Regions from separate parts of the Homo sapiens genome. Here region 1 is linked to region 2. A link is a loop called in an ENCODE intact Hi-C map of the cell type or tissue named here. Cell type or tissue: gastrocnemius medialis. All regions are shown on one strand. Each heading gives the region's core, and the rest is flanking DNA. Links, peaks and the distances in the headings are about the cores only.

Evidence for each region. Hi-C counts contacts between places; a loop is a spot of excess contacts. Peaks named below come from ENCODE experiments on the same cell type or tissue, not always from the same donor. Only the 100,000 strongest peaks of a DNase experiment are listed, where the experiment ranks them.
Region 1: it touches region 2 in a loop (11-fold over the local background); 4 of 110 quality-filtered maps call a loop at or near these places.

What each region holds. Positions count from the first base shown.
Region 1 is chr5:116,765,468-116,776,163 of GRCh38, reverse strand. All of the region lies in intron 1 of LOC105379133 (a long non-coding RNA gene), which reads right to left. Among named protein-coding and RNA genes, the nearest start is that of LINC02214, 8.6 kb to the right of the region's middle. RefSeq lists an enhancer at 4,605-5,267. In gastrocnemius medialis, for the core only: no CTCF peak of the experiment used is centred there; a DNase peak (open chromatin) is centred at 4,467; H3K27ac peaks cover 607 bases.
Region 2 is chr5:116,646,348-116,657,043 of GRCh38, reverse strand. No RefSeq gene overlaps it. Among named protein-coding and RNA genes, the nearest start is that of SEMA6A, 77 kb to the right of the region's middle. RefSeq lists enhancers at 4,433-4,482, 4,417-4,711 and a silencer at 4,417-4,711. In gastrocnemius medialis, for the core only: no CTCF peak of the experiment used is centred there; DNase peaks (open chromatin) are centred at 4,523 and 6,330; H3K27ac peaks cover 397 bases.

The DNA.
Region 1 (10,696 bases), core at 840-8,839, 120 kb before region 2:
TTTTGTTCCGATCTAATTACCAGTACATGCAGCCCCTAGTCACGTAACCCCTGCTTGCTCAATCGATCACGACCCTCTCACGCATACCCCCTTAGAGTTGTGAGCCCTTAAAAGGGACAGGAATTGCTCATTCGGGGGCTCGGCTCTTCAGACAGGAGTCTTGCCGATGCCCCCGGCCGAATAAACCCCTTCCTTCTTTAACTCGGTGTCTGAGTAGTTTTGTCTGCAGCTTGTCCTGCTTGTCCTGCTACAAACTCTCTGACGGCCTACTAATTCAAACTCTTGGTTTCAGCTGCACCAAATTCAGTGGCAAATGGATATGAAAATTTAGAGTTTAGAGAGACCTTAGAGATCGTCCAGATGACTTGCTAAATAGTTGAGGGAACAAAAGCTCAGAAAGATCAAATGACCTGCTTGCCACAAATTACAGTAATTATTGGCAAATCCGGTTCTACTACCAATCTAGTGATCTTTCACCACATCCAGGACAGTCATAACCATAAGCCAAAAATGACAGAGAAACAGGTAGTAAACAGTTTCTAAAAATTAGCAATAAAAATAATAAATGGGATAATAAAGATAATCGTTCATGCATAAAATATAGTTTCAAAAAAAGAAGTTGGAGGTTAAAAACTATTTAGGTATTTTTCTTCATTTTATTTGCACTAATGTTGACTATGCCCATTCTATTCTAGGCACTTCACACATATTCCTTAATTTAATTCCCATACTAATTTCAAAGGTTTTTACTTTTTAATCTATAAAAATATAAAAAAGGTTCATAATCTTACTAGGCAAATAAACTATGTGGACATTTTAAAAATAAAAGTAACATACAGACCTGGCTAGGAAACCTAAATAACAGAGAAAAATATAAATTAAAAATGTTAACTTCCCTCCTCCTGCCCAACTTTCCATTCCTCTCCCTCAAGTTAACTTCTAACTGTTTTTTATAATTCCTATCCCCCTCATTATTAAGCACATATGGGGATGCATATCTCCTGATGTAAAATTCTTTTACTTATTACACCAAAGGAAATCTGATATACATATTGTTCTACATCTTGCTTTTATCCACTTAATATTTTTATATGTTTCTCCACATCAGCACATATGCCTCTACCTATCTTAAAAGTTTGTGTAATACACCATACTGCAGATATACTCTAATTTATTTAACCACTCCCCTATTCGTAGTATGAGGGCTGTTTCTGTTTTTTTCTATTAGGTTAGCATTATTCATCTCATTTTACAAGTAGAGAAACCAGAGCTCAACAAGGATAAGCAAATTAATTGCTTGATATTTCTCTGCTAAGAAGGCACCAGGGCTACCAACTAAATTCACATCTGTATGTCTTAAGTCCTTGATTTTTTCCTTTATTCTAAATATTTACCCAGACAACCCAAAGCACTTGATCTGCTAATCAGACAGTAGAGTTTTTTGGTCATTCCATCAACACCTCTCAGCTAGGAATTCTTTTTTTTTCCTCTGTAGTGTTCATAGGAATTTGTCCAAAGTTATACTGTTAGAATGACCTAAGCAGTTACAAACAAGTTATTTGGGAAACACTCCTGTCATTTTTCTGTATTAAATTAAAATTGACCCAATTAAATAGGAGAGTTTCTCTTTTGGAACAATGGAGAAATGTGACTTCTTCTCCTCCACCCTGGGTGAGGAAGAGTGGAGGGGATAAAAAGAGCCCACATTTCCTTCCACACTAGCAGAGAATGGAGACTGGTTCTCACAACCACTAACTATGCAACTATGCAGGGAGGGGGTAAGAGGCCCACATGGTAATGAAGAAAATGCTGGGACCTCAACTGCTTTGGTGATTTGGGGCACCAAACTCACTAATTATATGGAAAGAAGAAGGAGATAGATTCTCTACTGTACAAGGAGGGGAAATGGCCACAATAGGGCCACACAAGTTAACCCAGCCTCCAATACAGGACAATTTCACACTTTCCTGCAGGGGGTTAATGACTTTGTGTGTGTGGCTGTCCCAGAGAATTAGTCCCCTCTTCCGGAAGCCTTTAACTCCTGTCAATAAGCCTTCCGTTGCTATACAAAGCTATTGAGCCTCCTGAATAATTCCATGCAAGGTAAAGTGCCCTGCCTTCCGACCTTTTTGTAAAGTATTGTGCTGTTGCTTGTCCTTGTTACGGCAGAATATTTCACCTTCTTCTTGTAAATAGCTACCACTTCAGAAGGCTTGTGCGGTGATCACTCACAGCAAGGCCACCGAATGGCCAGCTGTACTGGGAGTTGCCCTAACATTCACTGGCCTTACTGTTCACAGACCCTTGCTAAACTCTCAGCCCTTCCATGCAAACCAATAATACACTTGTCACAGTGTAACCCTTGCACACCAAAAAAGTCTGAAAAACTGGAGTAGGAGCTCAAGGTATAAGCACTATTCAAAGTAGTACTGCCTTCCAAGACCAGGTGGGAAGGGTAACAATTCCACAGATTACAGTGGTGGAATGATATTTTAACATATATTTACCCAAATTGAATAAATCCAGGCATTATGTGACCAGATTGTTAAGTGAAGACTGAAGATTTGCTCAGTGTTATGGAAACACATCTTCTAAGAACCTAAGTGGTTTCTAACTTTCAATCACCCTGAAATAGTGACTTCTCAAGTCAATTTGGATAGTTTCTCCCTCCACCCTAGCTATAATAATTTTGCACAATGATTTACGGTTTTACAATGGTTTCACATATGTCATTTTATTTGACACTAAAAAAATGGTTTGTAACAGCCCTAACTTGTATTTGTTTGACACTGTTTTATACTGGAAAAACACAGCTCAGGATTTGTTCAAGTAGATGATCAGAGGCCATCCATCAGCTTTCTAATGTTTGCTCACCTACTTCCCAAACCTCTGGGAAAAACTTGTAAGCTGTTGTTATAAGAAAAAAACTGCTTACCTTCTCTTCCTGCTCTGGGATTAGCTCCCCACATGTAAGTACTGGAAAGAAGTGAGAAGATATTTTGCTTCAAACAGAGTTACATCCCTAAAGAGCTACAAATCCTGGTTTTATACAATCTGAGGCCCATCAGGAGTCTGAATAACACTCAGAAGCTGTTCTCGTTGAGAGCATCTACATTTGCCAAGAGCCCAAACGTGTAGACAGCAGACAACTGAACAGTGCCAAGGAAGATGTTGAGTGGAATGAGTGAACTGCAAACCTGGGACAAATAACACATTACTTGAGTAGAAAAGCTGAGAGTTTTAAAGACGTATGGTCCTTGCTGTCAGATCTTTATGACTTATCCACTGGGGCTTTGTCTGTTTATATGTGCAGTTCACTCATTGTCTTTCCATTTATATTTGGTTTATGTATAGGGGGCTTAACGCCTGTGTATGTATATGGTTGGCAAATCTCCCTCTGGTGTGTCTGTTTTTATTCTTCAACCTAAAATACTTCTAAAGACCTTCCATTTTAAATTGCACACTAAAATCAGTGGCTAAATGAAAGCATCTTTTTAGCGATTGTCTGTCTCTGCTTTATGCTGGGGTTAACCCACTCCATGTTTTAAAATTGGACTTGGAAAATATGGTCCATAAAGTTGGGGAAGGAGTACTCAGATGTACAGCCAGACACCTATTTCCAAAATAACACAGCAGTCTTTGCAAATGTCCCCAGATGGCCTCAGTAATCTAAATTGCAGATAAGAAAATCACTCTGGGTTATTAGAGAGGAAAGTTTTACCTTCAAGGTAAAAGGAAGATGATCTTTCAAGCTTAGAAATGCAACTAATAGATTCCATCTGCAAATTCAGCTCTCCAGAGAGGTCTCGGGAGCAGCCATTTTCCCCTGTCTAGGACCCAGTACAGTTTTAGCTGGAGGGATAATTTGGAAGAGAAAAATAAACATTAGCATAGCCAAGTAGATGATCTGAGTTCAGACATGTCTGCCCAGTACCCAAAACATTCTAAAAGTAAAAAAAATAAAAAGAACAGTAGGGTGAGTTGGTAACTTTGTCATTTAATCCAAAGAGTCTAGTTGTCCATCTTTATCTTGTTACTAGTTATTCAGACTTCAAACATTTGAGAATGATTTTGATGTAGGAGGCGTTCAATCCAGTTTGTGCTCACGATAGAACTGCATTGTGCAATTTTAATTAAAAATTTAGGGTTTCACAACCTCTGAATCACTTCACTCTATTTTTCTGTTTTGTTTTGTTTTTGCAGTTCCAACATGTTTTCCAGGGATAGTATGTTGATTAGTCAAAGTCATGTGTATATTCCTTCACATTTAGAATTTACCCTTCATGCTAACATTACCTAACTAGACATTGTCTATGAATGAATGCTATACATTCACTTAAAACATCACTAGGGAGTAATGAATCTTGTCTGCACAGAACAGGAAAGGTAACCCTGCTGTCTGGCCTTCAGCCTCTCACTGCCCCACTCTCTTGGGGCATTCAGGAAACCGCTGTGTTGAGAACGCATTCCTGGACAACAGAACTTACATTGTTCCACGGCTTCCAGAACCGGCTTTGGGTGTTGCTGCGAAATCTTCACCCTGTGTCTGCAGCAGCTGCCTTCTCCTGACAATCACTTCCATATGCCCCATTTTAGAGCTAGGAGGAAAAGTACTTCGGGCTCAGTTTGGCCACACACATTGAAGAGGACCCTCTCACGCTAAAGTGGCATTAAAAAATGTTTTATGGTATTTTCTTAAAAGCTAGGTTTTCACAGAGGTCTTCAGTCTAGGCAAACCCTAACGTTTTTGTTAAAATAATAGTATCTTATAAGCAAAAGAGCTTTCCTCTTTTTTTGAAGAACGCAATAAGAGAATCCAGCCCTTCAGAGATAAACCTCCAGGTCCAAGGTGTGTCTTCAGCAAAGCCATGTTCTGCAGCCCCTCTGTACCTGAAGAGGGAATCTGGCTTTAAGCTAGAGCAGACAGTCAGCATAGGAGCTACTGGTTCCTGGAGAGCTAAAAACGTTGGTGCACAGCAGGTTTCACAAAAACATTCACAGCCACTGAGTACCTGATGCTACAGCACATTTGTCAGGAACATTAAGGCCTCTGCTTGGTTACCATCAAGGGCTTTTTCTAAGGTAAATCTGATCTACTATGAAACAAAGGAGATGCAAATTAGAAAGGGTGGCAAGTAGGTGGGTTTCTTTCTTGGCATCTCAGGGAAGTAAACTTCTGAGTCAGACATATCCTGTTTTGTTTTATTTTGTTTCTCCATGTTCAGCAGACATCTCTAGGTGAATTTTTTTTTTTTTGAGATGGAGTCTTGCTCTGTTGCCCAGGCTGGAGTGCAGTGGCACGATCTTGGCTCACTGCAACCTCTGCCTCCCGGGTTCAAGCGATTCTCCTGCCTTAGCCTCCCAAGTAGCTGGGACTAGAGGTGTGCACCACCACGCCCAGCTAATTTTTGTATTTTTTACTAGAGACAGGGTTTCACCGCGTTAGCCAGGCTGGTCTCGAACTCCTGACCTCGTGATCCACCTGCCTCGGCCTCCTAAAGTGCTGGGATTACAAGCGTGAGCCACTGTGCCCGGCCTTCCCAGTGAATTTTAAATGGGTGAATATAAGATGTTAGTTTACATGCATGTACGCTATTTTAAGCAAGCATAATTAATGAAAATACATGTGGACATGAAAAATCGTGTTAATTCATTTGCAAAGGAATCTTTACTGCTTTACGACAACATTTCTAAAAGTGCTGAAGGTGTGGTCTTTCTTATTATATTTAAAATTCACTTGGTTAACCAAAAGTGCCCAAATTTTTCCCAACCTAGTGTCCTAAGTTAGATCTATCTACTTCAGAAAATATGTTTACTCTGTTTTTTTTGTTTTTTTGAGACAAGGTCTCACTCTGTCACTTGGGCTGGAGTGCAGTGGTGCAATTATGGCTTACTGCAGCCTTGACCTCCTGGGCTCAAGTGATCCTACCATTTCAGCCACCTATAGCTGGGACTACAGGCACATGCCACCATGCCCAGCTAATTTTTTGTAGAGATGGGGTCTCACTGTGTTGCCCAGGCTGGTCTTGAACTCTTGGGCCCAAGTGATCCTCCTGCCTTGCCCTTCCAAAGTGCTAGGATTACAGGAGTGAGCCACCGCTCCTGGCCTACTCTCATTAATGCTGAGAAATAAAGCTAAATGATTGCCTGAAGCACAGAATAATACTTAATTTTAAGAATTAGTATCAAATGGCCAGGTGCGGTGCCTCACGCCTGTAATCCCAGCACCTTGGGAGGCTGAGGTGGGCAGATCACGAGGTCAGGAGATGGAGACCATCCTGGCTTACACGTTGAAACCCCGTCTCTACTAAAAATACAAAAAATTAGCCAGGCGTGGTCGCACGCACCTGCTGTCCCAGCTACTCAGGAGGCTGAGACAGGAGAATCACTTAAACCTGAGAGGCGGAGGTTGCGGTGAGCCAAGATTGCACCACAGCACTTCAGCCTGGATGACAGAGACTCTGTCTCAAAAAAAAAAAAGAAATAGATTTAGTATCATAGTCATATGGACTTGGACCCCTGCTCTATGCAGGGCTTTGTACTGGGCACTGTGTACTCTACAGAGAGAGAAAGTGTGATTCACAGTTGCTTGACATAAGATAATACTGAAGATTCCGAGTAAATGATTTTTTCCCAAGATCATGAAGCAAATCAATTACAGTCTGGCTTTAAATCAAAGTCACTCTGCCATATCACCAGTCAAACACTTCTTGAATTTTGACATCATTCTTCTTTACCCTGGTCCTTGGTTAGCCTTTAGCCATAGCAAACCTTTCGACCTAAGTGATAACCACAGGAAAAGTGAAATAGGTGAAGCCTAAATATCTGCTAAGAGGTAAGTAAAGGCATTGATGTAAAGGATAGACTAGCAAATATTCAGTGAAATTATGAAATAATTCGTAAGGTCTCTTTTGAGTGAAGGGGGAACTTTTAAGTAATGGTATACCTTTAGTGGAACCCAGTCATTTGCTATTTCTTGAAATGTTTATAAAAGTCGGCTTGTTCCCTGAAACTGGACTGATTTTTAGGTCAAACTTAATGTGCCACATGATTTTGCTTAAGATATTACTTTTCTACATCTGTTAGGCAACTAAATAGAGAAAGACATGATTTAGGACCAAGGTGTTTTTTTTGTTTGTTTGTTTGTTTTTTCACCATTAAGTCATAACCTTAAACAAAAGAACTTAGTGAACTGTGATTTTAGGTCATCTACTAAGGAGATACAGCAAGCCCCAAAGTCTAATCAACCTGAATTTATGTTTGAGGGGAAAAAAATGAAACAAACAATCCTAGGTTTGTCATCTTCTTAAGTCGCATCCCATTTAGAGAGTCTCTCTTGCCACAATGTCAAATGTCATTAGGTTTGACATACATAATTGCATTAAGCTGCAGTGATGATCCCTAATGAGACATTGAATTTCCTCCCAAAAAATCAGTCACCAAAGCACATTTTCTTATGATGAATTAATTAATAAAATACAAGACTTCTTATGCAAAATATATACCAGGGATTCCCAAGTGTGTTGATGCCCTAACTACTCTGAATAAAAAAGCTGAAGCTTAAGGATAATACAGTCACGAACACTGGGATTCCCACGGATGCAGGCAATTTCACAAGCCTTCTCTTATAAAATAAGAAGTGTGGGCTATGCCATGACCAAGGTAAGCACAGGAGGACCAGACCATTGTCAGGAGGGCTGTCCAATCTAACAATGAAGAGGAGCCACTCATCCTCCCCAGCATGTTCTGTAGTCTTTCAGAGATGAACATTACTGTCTGGCTAATGTTGACTGACTTCTTTGAAGACAGCAATTACGAACTGTTATTTTTGAAGAGCCAGATATACATAGATGCATATTTTTTTCATTAGAAAATACCTGCTCTGAGTATACTCTGGTAAGATTGCAAAGGAGTTACACATGTAAGTCCCTATGAAACAAGATGAAAGGACAGTCTGAAATATTTATCAGCCACTGTTACCCTGGAGCAGAATTAGCCCCTATTTGTTCCAAAGTGCTCTGCAAAATAATGATTTGGACCTTGGGAGAGAACTGATTATGCAAGTAAGAATTTAGCATCCATTAGGCACTCAGCGTCAACATGCCCAGCCTTGGACCCTGGTTACTATTGTGAGAGGATCATTGTCAGGACACCATGGAACTCCTCAGCCATGCAGAAAAGTGTTTCAACTTTTTTTTTTTTTTGAGATGGAGTCTTGCTCTGTGGCCCAGGCTGGAGTGCAGTAGCGTGATCTTAGCTCACTGCAACCTCCACCTCCCAGGTTCAAGCAATTCTCCTGCCTCAGCCTCCTGAGTAGCTAGGACTACAGGCGCCTACCACCACGGCCAGCTAATTTTTTTTTTTTTTTTTTTTTTTTTTGAGACAGAGTTTTGCTCTTGTTGCCCAGGCTGGAGTGCCATGGCACGATCTTAGCTCACCACAACCTCCGCCTCCTGGGTTGAAGTGATTCTCCTGTCTCAGCCTCTCGAGTAGCTGGGATTACAGGCATGTGCCACCATGCCTGGCTAATTTTGTATTTTTAGTAGAGACAGGGTTTTTCCATGTTGGTCAGGCTGGTTTCGAACTCCCGACCTCAGGTGATCCGCCCACCTTGGCCTCCCAAAGTGCTGGAATTACAGGTGTGAGCCACTGCCCCCGGCCACGCCCAGCTAATTTTTTTTTTTTTTTTTTTTTTTTTTTTTTTGTATTTTTAGTAGAGACAGGGTTTCACCATATTGGCCAGGCTGGTCTCAAACTCCTGACCTTGTGATCCACCCGCCTCAGCCTCCCAAACTGCTGGGATTACAGGCATGAGCCACTGGCCCTGGCCAAAAGAGTTCCAACTTTAAAGAAAAAGCCTGTGGACAGAAGTGTCAGCCTAGACTCTTGTTCTCATATCATCCTTTTGGCACCGAAAAAAATTTTGTAGTACAAATTCTGGTGTCTGGCTATCAGACTTGGTTAAGTTATACAGCAGAACTAGAGAAGCCCCCCATATTACCCAATTCTTTTTTTTTTATATATACTTCAAGTTCTAGGGTACATGTGCACAACGTGCAGGTTTGTTACATATGTATACATGTGCCATGTTGGTGTGCTGCACCCATTAACTTCTCATTTACATTAGGTATATCTCCTAATGCTATCCCTCCCCACTCCCCCGACCCCACAACGGCCCCGGTGTGTGATGTTCCCCTCCTCTGTCCAAGTGTTCTCATTGTTCAACTCCCACCTATGAGTGAGAACATGCGGTGTTTGGTTTTTTTGTCCTCGCAGCAAATTACCCAGTTCTTTGGAGAGTCTTATCTCCTAAATGAACAGGACTCAGACCACAGGAGTCCTCCTGCAGCATTTAGTGATGTCAACACTGGATGCAAACCCAACACCGGGAGCCCACAGCTCTTTGCTTCAGAGATGAGTAATACTGGCTGAGTCATTGTTTCTATCTGCCTTTTCAATGCTCTCTCCAAAAAGTATCTCGTAATAGACAATCTCTGAGCTCACTGCTTACTGTAATACTTCTTATGTAATAATGCTGGTGGTGAGCAATCTCCTGTAGTATTCCATGACAGCAACACTGACTGTGCTGTGTTAACCTCGATTAATGTTATTATTTGTACACCATAAGGGTACGTTTTGTTTTTCTATTATCTCTTATATTTAGACTGGGAGGCATTGTTCTGTCATCCTTGTTTTATTTTAAGAAATCGAACCATAAGGAGGTTAAGCAATTTCTTCAAATTCATGTAGCTTGTGAACTTTGAGCCTGTGCTTCCTGTTCATTGAGTCACATTATCTCAATTTAAAATTGGCTGCGTTTTAAGTAAAGAAAATTTAAATTAAAAAAAAAGAAGAAGAAAGAAAGCAAGCCATCCAGAGAAGCAGTGCACAGTGGTAATAATGTGCTAATGTGCTGATGGAGTTCAGGACAAGCTGCCCCAAAGTACGGCACCTTGGCATTTGAGAAAACAGCAGAAGCAGGAAGGTCACCCTCGCCTTCTCCTGCTCTTCTCCCCTAAAGCAGGTCCTAAAACCTAGGAAGAATTTTCTGACCCTCCTCTGAAGGAGATCACAAGACCCTCATGTGAACTGTGCCCTCCCAATACTGGTAGGAAAGAACATCCTTATTTCTGAAGAAAAAGGGTCACAGAGAAGAATCTGAACAAACAGTCCATGCTAAGTACCCTCCCACACACAGTTTATTACCATTAAATCATACTTTTTTTTTACCCAATCATACTTCTTCATAACTATCCACTTCTTCATCAAAAATCTACCATAAAAATACACCAGCTTTCTCATTTCTTCAGGCCTTCATTTCCTTTAAAGACTCCTGTGTCATGTTAAACTTCCAATAACTAAGTGTGTATATGTTTTCCACTCATTAATTTATCTTTTGTTACAGGGGCCTCATCCATGAACCTAGTGATGGATGAGAAAAATATATTTTTCTTCCCCTACAGTGCATACAGGCTTTGGATTCTGAGTCATTCAGTCAACAAATGCTTATTGAACACGGGCTGTGTGCCAGGCATGCAGTAAAGCAGGAAGGAAAGACCCTTGCTGTCATGGGGTCCATACACTTGAGTCTGGGGTTAGAAATGGGGAGAAACAGACAAACTGAAACACAGTATAAACACATAGATAAGAGAGAAATAAACAAGGAATGCCAGATGGCTGTAAAGGCAATGTTGGG
Region 2 (10,696 bases), core at 1,286-9,285:
GTCACTGCTTTCCCTTACTCTTAAGGTTGAGAACCATGTTCCCAGCAGAATCACAAGGCTCTTTGAGGTGTTGCTTTCTATCCACCACTCTGGGCTTGTCTTCTAATGTGACAAACGTATTCTCTGGATGTTAGCCTTTCTTTCTCAAATGCACAGGCTCTCTCCTCTCAGAAAACCTTTAATCAAGCAGCTTCGTCTGCCTGGAAAGCTCAGCTGCTCTAGATCCCTTCTTTCCCCTCATCCTCATCTTTTTCTAGGTACTATCTGTCCTCTGACTCTTCCTTGAAATCCACACCCAGTATAATAACTTTCTCAGAAAAATCTCCCTTGACATCCCCGATGAAGTCTCTTTCCCCTAATATAAGGTCTTATACTGTGTGCCCCTCCTTCGTAGCAGTTGCCACATTTGTGATACTATATTCAGTTTTAAGATTCTTTAATTCATATCTCTATCCTGTGGTAGGCTGGTAGGCACCACGGGTAAAAGGACCATGTCTGTTTTGCTCACTATGGTTTTCTATTGCATGTTCATAGTAGGTGTTCCATAAATATTGTTGAATAAATGAATTTTTACTAAAATATATTTGCATTTATTTGTACCTGTTTTCTACACTCATATGTCAAATAAAAAGTACTGTAAATATAGACACTAAATTTTAGCAGTTTTTCACTGGGGATTTGGGGTAATTTTTACTTTATTTGAATTATTAATAGTGAGTACCCATTACATTGATAGGCTAAAAAAAATAAAGCTATTTCCATTTGGAAAAAAAAATACTCAAAAATGAAAATTAAAACCCTATAGCTATCTAGTAGCTGTAAAAAATTTAAAAATATAATAGACTTGGGAGAATTATGATTTTATTTTCTTTCATTTTTTACTTTATGTCAGATGGCCAAACAACCACTGCTTAGAAAACTGTGTTATCTGTAACGCATTATTTTCTGGTCACATAACAGCTGACTAACATAGCTTAATTTCGAGATCACTTAAGTTTTTCACCGTCATTTTGTGATGTTGTTTTTTAACTATTGTTATCATTAGTCTTTTTTTTTTAATTGGGTAAAGTGCATTTTAATTGCTTGCTGCAAATACCACCCACTTACCTGGAAAAGAAACGGTCGTCATTTCTGTTTTGAAAAGGCGGCCTACTTTAGATTCCTAATTAGCAATAATGTTAATAAGAAAACTGGAATAAAGAGAGTGAAAGAGGCAATTAAAAGTGTAACAGAGAGAAACTATACTAAACAGATTAGGGAAGGTACTTCGGAAAAGCAGAGGTAGCCCTGATTTTGGGGTGATTGCTGGGCTTCCCACAAGTGATGTTTCTTAATAATTACCATAGTGGAGCCAGAAAAGAAGTTAATTGCTGTGATTATGTCATCTTTTCACCTTTGCACAATTACTCATAGGAAATACAAGATAGTTGTGAGCTATCCTTTATGAATCCATCTCTACACTAACCCAGGAAGGAAATGGAGTTGCGATGAATAAAAGTTGTTAAAACAAGAACTTTAAGCTTTAGATTTTGCCTTCATCGCTTGCAGGATTTCATTCTCCTTGAAACAAAAACTTTCTAGCAACTGGAACCACATTTTAACAAAATTAAATTTATGAACCAATTTTAAACCTTGGAGACCCTTACAAATCCAGACATTTGCTCCGACTGTTATAGCTATTATGAAATTATTACAAATCTCACCTTAAAATTAATAAGTGACACTCCATGAGCATAATTACATTGTTCATCTTTCCATAATCCTTAATTCCTCTGTGTGTTATAACATGTGATCAGTCCTTCACATAACCCAGCTGCTTCAGATAATTGCTTGCTGTCCTACTGAGAAAAACTTCTAATAAATGATGCAAGAACCAAAAATAGTGCAACCCTTTCTCATTGCTACAAAATCAGAAATGGTTTTACCTAGAATTTAATTCTATGATTCTTTCCCCCTACTGACAATGGTATTCGGTGGGTTGGGAAGAGGAAGGATTAGAATATTTCAATTAGAACCCCTGCAGCTCTTTAGGAATACTACCAGAATTTTGCCACTAATTGACGAAATAGATAACACGTGTCTTTGCTTCAGCAGCTCTTATTTCCTTAATAAACATTTTTTTCAGCAACTTTAAGAAATGTTTCCCTTTGAAATACAACATCACATAATGGGCCCCATCTGGAATGGCAACTTTGCACACAAGCTAAGAAATTAGAAAAACAAAAACTCATTTTTTTGTCTTTGTCTAGGGTGAATAATTGCAATTAGCTACTGCAATATCTATATATGTTACTATGTTTAAAAAAAAAAAATGAACAAAGCTTTTCAGTGACTAGGCGCCCAAAATCATAAAAAGGCTGATATCCAAGAAAAAAATCTGGTGAATTTTATTTATTCAAACTGTGTTTTGGTTTTTATTCAGTTCTATATTACCTTCATTTCTGAGAGCTGGGCTTTTTTTTTTTTTTTTAACATTCATTTAGAATAACATCAGAATCTTCTAATCTCCTTCTTCAAATTTGAAAAAATACCAAAAAATAAGAGTTTTTCTTTAAGTCAAAAAACATGAAGAAGTTCATGGGGAAAAAGTGGCCACTGTATCCTAGTGTAGGGGTAAATGAAGACTGAAGGAAGTAGAATTCAAGAGCTCGGGACAGGACAATGTTAAACTGCAATTGCTGAATCTTTTTATTCACTAACACTTTCTGAGGTCTGTACTCAAAGAAACATTGAGAATTACATGCATAAATTAAACAAGATTCTGTAATTGGAGAAAACCAAAGCCTTGTAAAGAAAAGTTAGGGACCAAAGATTTGGAAATCAATATATGATGAGGTGAACATTATATTGAAAACCACACTGAGGTGGGGTTTCTAGTCATGTGTGGAAACCAGCCCCATGATTTAAATTATGTCAGTGGGATAAAAGACTAGGTGGGTTCATTGAAATTCTGCATTCCGGCTTTGGCAAGTATTTATGGTTAGGATTGTGTTAGTTGCCACATTAACAATTTTGTGTTTGCCTTGCTCTCTCTCTGCCATCAACAGTACAATCAGTGGGATCAACCCTGAAGAGCTCTGTTTCAGTCTGAGGCAGTCAGTTCACCCCTTTCCTTTAGTTCTATTTTATGACATGATTCTAAATCAACAGTTTTCACCCCTGTTTCGAGAGGGTTTTCCCCCCAGAAATTAAGGAAAGGTATGTTACATAGCAAATGAAAAAGAGAGAAGGCTGATTCTAATTAAAAGCGGAACATGAAATTGACTTGAAAGCATTAGGTTATGAATTTTCCCTATCATTATATCTTAAGTCCTTTATGAACCCAATCATCATCTATGATAGCTAAAATAAGAAGTCTTCTTATTCCTTCCAGCTTTTCTATAGTCTTAGGGATTGCTGCCGGCTGAAATGTAAATCCTACTATGATGGCTGTACATAGAAATAGAAAGTGTCTTCCAAGATAAAACAATGAGTGCTAAACACAACGAGCATAAAAAGAAAACTATTGGTATTTTCAGAACTCAAAGGACTATATGCCTTTTGAAGATACACTTTGGACACAAAAAAATCACTACAACAGAAATATCTGCTATTCCATCTACCTCTGTAAACATATGTTTTGAGCCTATGGATGCTGCTTATTTCATTAAATCACTATGAATCTGGGATTAAAATCATCATGCTATTACATTGCAATGCCTTTTTCTAAAGCACAATATTCCCCATAAGTGTTTACTTTCATTCTTTTTTCTAGTCCTCTATCCTATTCCCCTTTCTATGGCAATTATCCACGACAATAAGAATTGCCTAATGGTGTCATTTTGTAATCCAGGAACACAGGTGCTCATATGAAAGTTTCACAATAAACTTTGGGAGATGAGATCAGAGACTCAAACGTACTACTCTCTCACTGAACAACAGCTGTAAGAAATAATGCAACAACTCCCCTGCAGACGGAAAGGCTTAACAAGTAGAAATTCCTACATTTGTGTGTGGTTGGTATCCTCCCAGCACTTTTTTTAGCAAACAGACTTCACAGCCCAAAATAATATCCCTGTCTCCCAGACAAATGGTAGATCCCAAGAGATTCCTTTGGAGCACAAACCCTGCTCAGAGTGACAGGCAAAGTCATTGAAACTAAAGTCCCCCAATTAAGAGAGGTGATCCCAAGTAAAAGTAATGTTTCAGAATTCATCTTTCAGGAAAGGTAAAGCTAGAATCTCTGTAATTAACATTTTGCAAATGTTTCCTTGGAAAAGGGAAAGAAAATAGATAAACAGTCTACAAATTTTCATAACAATAAAAGGGTAAAGTTCTGATGTTGACCCACCCACCACATAAACAACTGACAAAAAGGCACTATTAGCAAGCTCCTCTCAGAGCTGATTAAAGGGACTCCACACTTTTCCTAAAATCTCCATGTTATGACACACTCTCTGGCAAACCCTGGACCCTGTTATTACTCTCCTCAGTTCAGCAACACTCAGAAGCCTCGGTCCCCAGGGATGTTGTCATGTTTCACAAAGGCCGCATTGTGTCTCTAATGCCGACTCTCTCCGCGGTTCATTTTGCATGCTCTGCATGCGCATGTTTGATTTTCAGAACATGACTCATGCCTTTTAAGTTACTCCACAGACTTACAAATGGAGGAAAGGAGTGATGGGTTGGCTGATTGGAAGTGAAAGAAGGTGTCCTTTCCCTGGACAGTCTGACTTTTTAAAGAATGCATTAAGTGACTTCCTGGCTCACCAGGATCAATGTGACGTGACATTTGAGAAGGGACAGGAATAGTGGGTGTTCCCCTTACATTATTTTTACACAGTTCATCTTTTTTTTTTTTTTTTTTTTTTTTTTACTGACAGGAATAAACCCGTCTCCCCTCCTTCTCTCAGCAGAATAACAGAGCAACATAGAGCTCAGCTAGATTTTCAAAACGATTGTGTTTAAACCTCAAGATTTCAGTGAGTGATCCATTTAAAGTTACTGTTAAACAGTATTGAATATGATTTTGTAATCTGTGTTCAGCCCTGATGGGCTGCAGGATTTGGGTAATATGTAATTATTTCACACTTGTGGAAGGAGGCAAAGACAATTTATTGTCTAGATTCACTTGGGAAGCCTCCTTCAGTTTTTGAAAGAGCATCCGTGGAACAGAAGTAGCCCCACCCACCACTCAGGGATTGGGAGGGTTGTTCTGCTTGAGACAGGGAAAGAAAACCAGTTATTGGCTTCTAAAATGGGGATATGGGATGTGGGATTAGGAATGTGGGGCGTGGGGAGAAGTGAGGAGGAACAGGGAGAAGAGCAGGCGCTTGGAGAAAGGCTCTCAATACCCCCTGGAAAGGGGTGATCAACAGACATTTCAGCATGGATTGTACCTCCTGAACTGATCAGTGTTGCCACATAAACCTCACTGTTGCTGTGTAAATTCAATCCCACCTGCACATCCACTTAACTCCTATTCATTCCAGCAAAATCTACTAGTATATTTGGGACGGATTATGTTGATTGTTGAAATCAAAGCCTGAGCTTCTCTGTGTTGTCCATGTTAGGCAGCAGAGTCTGCTGCCTGTAAGAAATGGAAACCCAAGGACAGAAACCATAAAAGCTGGCATAACCACTAGACACCTGGGGAAACTGCAGAAATTTTGGAAAGACTTAGGGGTGCTATGCCTGCTGCAGAGTTGGGGCTTAAGATAATCTGACCCAGATCTATAGGCGCAGAGAAGTTGCCACTACATCTGGATTATATTTTTCCCCTCTGTCAACATTTACATGTTTCCTATGTGTATGTCTTACGTACCTGTGGATATGCAAATGTGTGTGTATATGTGTGAGAGAAACTTTGGGGTAGTATCTGGCCCCAAATAGCAGCTCACTGAACTTTTTCCATTCTTCTGTTTCTCTGACTAAGAGAGTGGCTAGTTTTAGACAAATCTGCTAAAACCTTGAGTGAAAACCCTGGGGCCTGCAGAGAGAATTTGTTCTGTCATTGACAGCTCAAACGATCCTGGGATGGAGCACTCTGACATCATTGTAATCATAATGCTCTTCGTTCTTTTATTATTTTGACTTATATTTTTATACTGTTCAAAAAAACTTTTACATCTATTATGTCATCTCATGCTAACGACACCCCCGTGAGGTGGAAGGAAAGGTTATTATTATAATTCAGCTACTCTCCTGTCAACAGAGCCATGACTGAAGCCCCAAGGCCCACAGCAGGGAAGGCAGCCTAGTGGCTTCATGGCTCTCCGGGAAAGGTCCTCCAAGGCTGACGCCATGACCAGGTTTCGCGGGTAGCCAAAGGAAAGAGTCACAAAAAGGGCCGCCTGCCCAGTTGGGCATATGCCAACAGTTCTGTCTGGCAGGAGTGGCATGGGACAGGGATGAGAACTGTTCTCCTTTCTTTCCTGTTTTGAGTCTATTACAGCACACAGGGTTTGAGGCATTAGAGGGGCTGGCATGAGTCTTTACCCTCTTCATCCAATCTGGGAGATGATAACGCAACAGGATAGGATGGGAAAGAACTATCCTCGTTTTTTGTTTAGAGCTCTTTCTTTGGCAAAGCAGCAAGAAAACAAAAATTTCTATGTTTGAAGAAAAAATGTTTTTTTTTAAATATTTTTTTCCTCCTCTAAGCCAGCGATGGCCAAGTTTATAGGTGCTAAATGGCCATAAAATGGCCAGGTAAGTCACTTTATCTTCTTCAATGATTTCTATGTTCATGGCACGAGGTAAAAATAAATATGTATAGTGATCAGCCAGGTATCTGGTACATAGAATAAGTTCATTAAATCTAATCTATTATTATAATTATATGCATAAGATATGCAACAGAGACATCAGTTGGCATGTCTCTTGAAAAGGCTACATGTGCCATATGGTACTTCAGATTCATAGGGATAGGTAGATAAGTTTTAAATAAGCAAGACAAGTGTCTGTTCCAGGCGCTGGAGTGAGCCAAGCTTGAATGGGGAGGCCAACACCTACAATAATACTATCAGCCTTTTGTGACCAATCACTGCAAACATACCTGCAATCAGAAGACCCCCTTTTCCAAAGCAGAAACTACCTTAACCTATTCTCATAAAATAGCTCATTAGAATGAGGGAAGCAGTGTTACTGAGTCTACCATGCCTATTGACATTTGTTTGATGATCTCCCTGATCACACACAATTCCAAAAGCAAGAGCTTAAAATGATTTTCAAATGTATCCAATTCACAGCCAAGCGAAAATGTTTCTGTACCAAGAATAATCTTACATTAAACTTTTTTTTTTCAGAAGCCTAAATTTAACCAGTTGGAATTCTTTTTTTAGGTGTTATTCTATTCAACCTTTAAAAATGAAGGATCTGATTTTAATGTGAAATCTGCATTTCATCAAAGATGGGACACAGTGTCCTTGCTTAATTATTCTTTGGAAATTGAACACCTTTACTACTGCATTCTTAGCAGGTAGCAACAACACAAATTGAAGAAAATGTGATTCAGGTTTGAAGCACTGAGTTCATTGATTTCAACCATATTGATAAGCATAGAGAATACACCTTGCATTGATACTGCTCACATGCTCAACTAGCAGATGGTGTAGTAGTCAATGATAATGTCACTAAATGCCTACACATATAAGGAGAATTTAGAGTGTGAATGAGGAAAATCATAACATTTCACAATTGTGTGACACTTTCTAAAGTCTTATCTATTATGCCATCTTATTCTTTTGTCATCCATGGGAGAGAGACAGCCAGGAGGCCTCAGGTAAGCAGACCATCCAGCTCACAGATGTTGAAGCCAAACTTGAATCTCACCTTTCCAAAGCACTGTTCTTTCTGTCATGCAGCTTCCTAATATATGCTGAGACTTTTTTAGATGGGGCAGGAGGTGCAGAAACTATACATAAGGAAACTCAGCTGGAGCCCTGATTATAATTTTAAGGCATCAGTGTGACCTGGGACAAGTGCCTTGAATATCCAGCACCTCCAGTTTTCAACTCAGAAGAGGGCATGTTAATTCTGTTTCTATCTACCTCAACAAGTTTTTAAGTATAGTAGCAGCTAATGAATATGAAGCTGTTTTTAAAAATAATAATTCTTTTCCAAATGTAGGTATGAAGATGATTTTTTTAAATAAGATATATCGCTAGTTAAAAGATGCACTTGTATTGAATGAATGTCCTAAATGCCTTTAAGATCCAATCTGCTACCGGCCATTTAGATGACTGCAGGAACTAATGGTAGACTATACATCTGTTGTTTGGGCTGCCTAACTTCCATTTCCCTTCTGATGTTAAAAGGTACCGTTTTGGCCAGGCACAGTGGCTCAAGCCTGTAATCCCAGCAATTTGGGAGGCCAAGGTGGGTGGATCACCTGAGGTCGGGAGTTCAAAACTAGCCTGAACAACATGGAGGAACCCCGTCTCTACTAAAAATACAAAATTAGCCAGGCATGGTGGTACATGCCTGTAATCCCAGCTACTTTCAGGAGGCTGAGGCAGGAGAATCACTTGAACCTAGAAGGCGGAGGTTGCAGTGAGCCAAGATTGCACCATTGCACTCCAGCCTGGGCAACAAGAGCAAAACTCCATCTCAAAAAAAAAAAAAAAAAAAAAAAAAGGTACAGTTTTTATTTTGGGAAATTTCTTCCACTGGATGCAGACCTGCAGGGAGCTTCATCAAGGGACCCACACTCCCTAGTCACACTTCATTGGAATGTGAGCTGTGAGCAGAATACGTGCAGCCCTAGAACAGCTGGAGATCATTTGCCTCCAGGATAGGACTTGGAAGAGACTTTTTCTGTCTCCTATATTCCTGGAGCTGCTCTGGTTCTCTTCTTGCCCAGGTCTAGTCCTTCATCCTTTTCTTTGATTCCATAAACTCTCCTACTACTTTGCAGTAAATCCCAAAAAAGCAGCCTCTTTTTGTTCCTGGTTTTTCCTTGAGTTGGCTACTGTTGGTCCCAGAGACATGCAAACAGAGCACCCTGACTATAAAATCAGCCTGGCAACACGAACAGATCTGTGCAGTCACAGGGAGGTAGACAGAGGAAATCACGGAAATCAAACCGTTTGATTACCTGTTAATCAACTGCACAAGAAAAGCCAGAATAGCCCAGGATAAATGAGCCAATAATAAGTATACAGCCACCATACTTAAAATTTCTCCCCTTTGCGGCCAGGCGCGGTGGCTCATGCCTGTAATCCCAGCACTTTGGGAGGCCGAGGCGGGTGGATCACAAGGTCAGGAAATCGAGACCATCCTGGCTAACACGGTGAAACCCCGTCTCTACTAAAAATACAAAAAATTAGCCGGGCATGGTGGCGGGCGCCTGTAGTCCCAGGTACTCGGGTGGCTGAGGCAGAAGAATGGCGTGAACCCGGGTGGCGGAGCTTGCAGTGAGCCGAGATTGTGCCAGTGCACTCCAGCCTGGGCAACAGAGCAAGACTCCTTCTCAAAAAAAAAAAAAAAAAAAAAAAAAAATTTCTCCCCTTTGGTTTGGTAAGTCAACAAAAGTTTAAACAATTAAAGGAAAAAATAAAAGCATGAGTGTTGTGACAACAAAAATTAGTTTTAAAAGTAAATTATAAAAATCATATATAGTCATGTGCCCATAACAATGTTTCAGTCAACAACAGACTCCATATATGATGCTGGTCCCATGAGATTATAACACCATATTTTTACTGTACCTCTTCTATGCCTCGATATGTTTAGATACACAAATACTTACCATTGTATTACAATTCTCTGAAGTATTCAGTACAGTAATAGTTTATATCCTAGGAGCAATAGGCATATACCATATAGCCTGGGTGTGTAATAGGCTATACCATCTACGTATGTAAGTACACTCTATGACAGGGTCCTCAGCTTCTGAGCTACAGACTGGCACTGGTCAATGGCCTGTTAGGAACAGGGTTGCACAACAGGAGGTGAGCAGCGGGTGAGTAAATAAAGCTTCATCTGTATTTACAGCCACTCCCTATCACTCGCATTACTGCGTGAGCTTCACCTCCTGTCAGATCAGTTGCAGCAATAGATTCTCGTAGGAACGCAAACCCTGTTGTGAACTGTGCATGTGAGGGGTCTAGGTTGCATGCTCCTTATGAGAATCTAACGCCTGATGATCTGAGATGGAGCTGAGGTGGTGATGCTAGTGCTGGGGAGTGGCTGCAAACACCAACTAACATTAGTAGAGAGGTTTGACTGTGCAGACACCATAATACGTCAATTGTTTGCAGACTCATATCAAAACCCTATCAGTGAGTGACAAGTGACAATTAAACTGCATCTGGTGCCAAGCTTTATAGTTGCAAGTGAGTTGATGTACTTCAATTGTACAGCTGCATCTAGTGGCAGGGTTTAAGTCAGAATCTGACACTTATTTTAGTCCACGCGTGGCCCACCCATTATTTTATTTGCCATTTCTGTTCATGCCTCTTTCTGCACTGTGCACTTGTCTCAGTCACAGTTTTGCTAAGTCCACAAGATAACCCTAGCCAAAATGAGTAAAAAGCAAATATCACTGGAGAGCTTCTTCCAAAAGGGGGAAACACCCAATGATGAGACAGCAGAAGACTCTAAGACTGCCAACAAAAAGAAAGCTGCACTTGACAATACCAAGAGTCCTCCTTAAAGTATGGGTTCATTGCAACAGGTGATTCACATTCTCCAAACCTGCTTTGTATAGCGTGTG